Linked DNA regions of Homo sapiens: region 1 is linked to region 2. The links are chromatin contacts, found by Hi-C or POLR2A ChIA-PET in ENCODE. All regions are on one chromosome and are shown on one strand. Each heading gives the region's core, a stretch centred on a gene start or an enhancer-like site at or near the end of the contact. The rest is flanking DNA. Distances are from core to core; before and after follow the strand shown. Region 1 overlaps LOC102723480 (a long non-coding RNA gene). Region 2 holds the start of GFI1 (growth factor independent 1 transcriptional repressor).

The links. Hi-C counts contacts between places; a loop is a spot of excess contacts on that map. ChIA-PET counts read pairs that join two places held with the same protein, here RNA polymerase II (POLR2A). Pooled maps may share reads with other maps.
Region 1: a loop to region 2 is called in a map with no recorded cell type, with 4 times the contacts of the local background. The contact joins the enhancer-like site here to the promoter of GFI1 in region 2. A Hi-C loop is called at or near these places in 5 of 37 single-sample maps with no recorded cell type and 3 of 50 pooled maps. POLR2A ChIA-PET finds 5 or more read pairs at or near these places in 1 of 52 experiments (GM12878).

The regions. Positions count from the first base shown.
Region 1 is chr1:93,702,455-93,705,154 of GRCh38, forward strand. It overlaps LOC102723480 (a long non-coding RNA gene), which reads left to right. Exons shown (of 4, transcript XR_947602.3): 4 at 1-1,201. It also overlaps a transcript of BCAR3 not described here. Among named protein-coding and RNA genes, the nearest start is that of BCAR3, 22 kb to the left of the region's middle. RefSeq lists enhancers at 1-25, 1,468-1,547, 2,178-2,327. Within about 2 kb of position 1,382, at least 17 of the 41 ENCODE cell types and tissues checked have a DNase peak (open chromatin) inside an H3K27ac peak, as active enhancers do; they include GM12878, where a contact is called at or near this core.
Region 2 is chr1:92,485,672-92,488,371 of GRCh38, forward strand. It overlaps GFI1 (growth factor independent 1 transcriptional repressor), which reads right to left and starts at 1,254. Exons shown (of 7, transcript NM_005263.5): 1 at 1,055-1,254. RefSeq lists silencers at 1-10, 211-260, 881-990, 1,081-1,290 and enhancers at 1-438, 361-510, 1,411-1,460.

The DNA of each region.
Region 1 (2,700 bases), core at 132-2,631, 1.2 Mb after region 2:
AAGTTGAGCCTGGTTCCCAGACCCTGCAGCTGGTTTTGAGCAATGGAAGTGGCAGTGAGTCTGTGCTCATGGAGTTCCTGGGCTCAGGCCCAGGTGGGGGTGGGGATGGGGGTTGGGGGGATGTCCCCTGTCTTCGATTTGACTCTGCTGCTCCAGTCACAGAGCTCTCTCAGAGGCAGACATGAAGCCAAAGCACTTCATTAAGACAGGAGGTCAGATAACAGCCCCAGCCCTCTTTGGAAACCGCACACCGCCCAGTGGCATGGAACAGGCCAGGTCCCAGCCCTCCCAGGAGTGCCAGGCATTGTATTTCAGAACTGAGCTTCAGCTACTCCCACAGGAAGGAGACGACTTGCTCCTACCTTGTTTTTAATTTCCAGAATACTGCAATCCCCTTAGGAAAACTCATGTTTTCATGATAGAATGGCAGCTGCCCACGCATGTCAGAGGCTTCAGACCTGATCCTGATCCTGATCAAGCCTGGAACAGTGATCTCTGGGCAGCAGATGAACAGCCCAGGGACCAGCAAAGAGAGCCTGCCCTCTGTGGTCCAAGGCTGGCCACCGCGGCCTGTGCTAGGCAGAAGAGCTCACAGGTGTGTCCTGCTTTACTTAACTCAAAGACAGCTGCTCAGAAGTTGCCTGGAATTGGAACTGTGATCAGGCCAGGCCCTCCTTAGGTTTCCAGAGGGACTGCTTATCATATATACTACCTGTGTGGTGAGGGGTCTCACTTGAAGACATAAAAAATGCACTCCAAACAGGAAAACAACTTTTAAAAATTATTGACATTTAACGATCAGCTGTGTGTGTATTAGGGATTTTTAAAAAGTGAAACACAGCCAGGCACAGTGGCTCACACCTGTAATCCCAGTACTTTGGGAGGCTGAAGCAGAAGGATGCTTGAAGCAGGAGTTCAAGACCAGCCTGGGAAACAAAGCAAGACTCTGTCTCTATTTAAAAAATTAGCAGGTGTCGTGGTACACTCCTGTAGTCCTACCTACTCGGGAGGCTAAGGCCAGCGGATTGCTTGAGCCTAGGAGTTTGAGGCTGCAGCAAGCTATAATCTTGCCACCACACTCCAGCCTGTGACAGAGCAAAACCCTGTCTCTTAAAAAGAAAAAAAAAAAAAAGAGATAACCCTGCAGGCTTTCAAATTATATACACATATAATGATAATATACTACATTTATATTATGTAATTTGGTTTACAGAGTGCTTCTATATGCCCATTCATTTATTTATCCAACAATATTATTGAGCCCCACAAAGACCCAGATATTCTCCTAGGCACAGGGAGATACAGCGGTGAGCAAGGTGCATAAGGCCCTCTGCCACTTCTGTTGACCTTACTGTCTGGTTGGGGGAGGCAGACAAATGACAAACAACAGACAAATGAATCAGCAAGACAAGTCCAGGGAGTGACGAGTGCACGAGTCAGGTAATGGCTACAGCCAGACTATCTAATACAGGAGCCACATGTGGTTATTTACATTTAAGTCTAAATGAATTAAAATTAAGTGAAATTAAACATTCAGTTATTCACACTAGCCACATTTCAGGTGCTGAATAGCCAATGTGGCTAGTGGTTAGTGGTATATAGGACATTTCCATCATCACAGAAATTGCCATAGGGCAGCACAGGGCTAGTGAGAGACTTAGGACTGATTTGGAATAGGTGGTCAGAGAAGGCCTCTTTGTGGAGGTGCCTTCATTTGGAATCTGAAAATGAGAAGAAACCAGCAGCTCACAGGCCTGAGTGGGAGTGGGTGTGGGCAGACAGTTTCACTCACTCTAGGGCAAAAGTCCACATTTAGACATAAGTTTGGCAAATTTGAGGAACAGAAAGAAGTCTGGTGTGACTGGAGTGTAATGAGGTGGGGGTGGGGAAAGTAGAGACGATGAGGTCAAAAGTAATAATAAAAACAGCTGTGATGGCTGTTGGGTGCTCATTACATGCATCTATAAGGTAGGTACTGCTATTCTCATTTTACGAATGAAAACACAGACACAGAGAAGTAGAGATACTTGGCCAAAGTTACACAGCTAGTGAGGGACAGAGCTAGGATTCCAGCTGGTGCCATAGCCATGGAGCACTTAGCTATTATACTACACTTCACCACATCTCCAGAGTCAGGGGTGCATTATGAATGCCCTGTGAGGAGTGTGGACCCCATCAGGGTGTGAAAGGAAGTCCTTGAAAGTTTTTAGGCAGGAGTGTGGCATGATCTATTGTACTTTTAAGTGATCCATCTGTTCATGGTGGGGAGAATAGATGGTAGAAGGCCAAGTCAGGGGACTGCCTCATTATTCGAGGTAATAACATTACTGTGGCTCCAACTAGGAGAGCAGCAATTCTTCTTCTTTTTAAAAGCCTATCAGACATTGCACTTCTATTTTTCATGGTTTACTTACCTTCAAGGACTATGGCAGGTTTTGTCTTTTTCCTAAGACAAAAGTACACACACATTCCTAAGAGTTAGTTGCTCCAAAACTCAATAGGTACATGTCAGCATGCATTTAGCTGCAGGAAAGCCAGTTTTTGCCAAGCCTTACCTAGTTCTGTTTAAAGCATCTTTTCTATACATTGTTATCAAGTTAGACCAATGATCTTCCTAGACTGGGAGGTCTGACTTGAGCTGGTTCTAGCTCCACCCGGGGTTGTTTCCATGTTTAGGAGAAGGGGGTGGAGTCCTGATCC
Region 2 (2,700 bases), core at 4-2,503:
GTCCGGGCCCAGGAAGGAGGGAGCCGAGGGCGCTAAGGGGGCGTCCTCCCGAGCGCAGCTGCCGCCGCCTCCCCACCAGATGTTTCCTTCCCTGGTGGATTTGGCTCCCCTGCCGAACCACCAGACCGCCTGCTGCGCGCCCCCAGCTCCAGATTTCCAGTCACACTGCGCGGGTCGCGCCCTAACCCAGCTGCCGGAGCTCTCTGGGCTCCCGCACGGCGGTCCGCAGCAGGTGGGAAACCGCCCGCGCCCTCTGATCGCCCCCGCAGTGCCAGTGCTCTGCGAGTCCCCGCGGCCGCCCCCACCAGGGCAGGAGGCGCAGAACAGGCTCGGCGGACCTACCTGCGGAGTCACGGCGCGGGCACCGCGCTAGGAGAGTTTTCAAACGGAATCTTGCTTTCGGGAGAGACCGCTCTATCTCTCTGACTTAAAAAAAAAAAAAATTCTCCTTCCGAGCTCAGCCCCCAAAACCACAAGCTTCACTTCCTGAGCGTTACTGAGTCGCTCGCATAGCCCTCCCAGACCTGCTCCCAACCCCCGTCGGGCGGCCGGGCGCGCTCCTTTGCGCAAGTGGCCAGGCGGTGGGGGGCCTGGCCTTTCCAGCCCGTCCCGCGCGCCCCTTAGTAGTCCTCCCAGTTCTCTCCCTGTGGGTCGGCAGGGGATGGGGGAAATTGGAGGTCCGGACACTTAGGCACTAGAAATGACTTGAAAGAAAATGAACTATTCTTGGCTCCAGGGAGACTTCCGCAGCGAGAGAAGCCACAGATTGAGGACACAGATTGACTGGCGAGAGAGGGGTGGGGGGCGCCCCGCTCCGAGGACCCTCCCCGCCCCTCAGGCCTCGGTCACCCGCCCCCCCCACCCCCGACCCCGCCGCCTCCTAGGGCTGCACCACCCCCGGGTCGGGACCGTGAATCACCGGCCCGCGGTGCCGCCGGCCTGGAGCCCGGCGAGTGGCCACGGCGTCCGCAGAGCGAAACCTGCCCCGCAGGCCCCGAAATAGCTTGTTGTGGAAACACTTGGGGATAAATACGCCCAACGAGGCTGAAAATACCTTGACACCCAATCCGAGAGGTTTGCTCATTTCCCTTCGGATTTAGGTAATGGTTAAATTTGGAAGAGGTGGGCGAGCGCCGAGCCCCCGGCGGAGAGGGCCCTGGCGGCGCGTCCCGCGGGCGCCCGGCGGGACCGGTGGGCGCACCCTCCCTGCGCGGAGCTCGCCGGCTCTCGACCGGGTCCGCTCAGCCTTCGACTAATTTCCGGTGGTCGGAGCTGCAAAATTAAAGGCCGCGCGGGGGCAGCGCCGGCGGCTGCTAGGCTGACTCCGCCCTGCCGGGGCAAGCCAGGGAGAGCGGGACCTCGCACGCGGGCTCTGCCACCGCCTGAGGTCATACCCAGGCACTGGGTGTTGGCGGGAGCAGTAAAGCGCCATAAAAGCACCACTTGGATGACTATTGCAAAGTAAGCCTTCTTCGCTCGGATTCTATGTTTCATGAGGGTAGGCACTGGATCTTCATCTTTATGTCCTAGGCGGGCTCTTAACAAAAGGCTGTGGACTGAGTAAATGAATGAGTGGGGTTAATTAACTAATTAATTATATTAATAGAACAGGGGGAAAAAACTTAAAACCTAACTCATAGATACATGAACAAATGCAGCAACCTCCAACGCTAGACTGTATGCCATGACCCATAGTGTGTGGCCTGCTGTGTATACTCAAAGCCTACACCCTTTGCTCATTGGAGTGGATGGATGTTGTAGTCATGTTACTTTTCAAAATGAATTGACTTGGATTTTGATCACAACTTCGTGCACAATAGGCCTCCAATGTCAGACATGCACAAGGAGAAGAGAGTGGTGCTCCCCAGTTCTTGCAAAATAACTACCATGTTCTAGGTTAATCTTAAATTGTTATGGGGGGGGAAGCCCTTAAAGCTCTTTTTCTAGAAACAGTTTTTAAATTATTCTTATTTTGCACTGTAAATTTAAAATTTTGCAGGGAATATTTGGTTAGTATAGCAGTGCTTCGAGCATGTATTAATAAATTATACGTTTTGTTAAGCAATGACCTGTGCCCCTATTGTATGCCAGGCGCTGGGCAAATCTTGTCTGCCTAGCTGTCCTCCTTCATTTGCTCAACACATCCCTTCTTTATATATAAATGCAGAGGCAAGCAATTTTGGTCAGAAAGGAAAATTAAGGACATTTTGTTAATATTTTATTTCTTGTGTGCTTTGTCCTGGCCTAAGGTATAAAAATCTCACAGTAGTGCAAAAACAAATCTTTCCCTTATTCCCTTCTCTCCTACTCGATAGCAGAAAAAAACAAATTTTTAGAATAAAATTATAAATGGGACAAAATAAAATTTCTTATCAACCAAGTTCTAGAGAAATGGTTGGACTATTTCCTTTGCATATTAGCAAGTTCAAAGTCAAAATTTCTCGAAAAGGTGCTGTGACTATTTTATAGTTTAGTTGAGTGTTGCTGTTTGAAGTCTCAGAAAACTTGAGGGAGCCCATGAAGGGGGCAGATAAGCACCTTGAGCAGTGAGCAGTATCACCTTAGAATAAATCCCTTTCATTCAGATTTAGTCTAGTCATTTTGCTTTTCATTTGCCCTTCACAGACTCTTGGGATTTCTGAGTTTGAAAAAGAAAACTGAGAACTGGAACAGGGACACGCAGAAAGGAGCAGGTGGGAG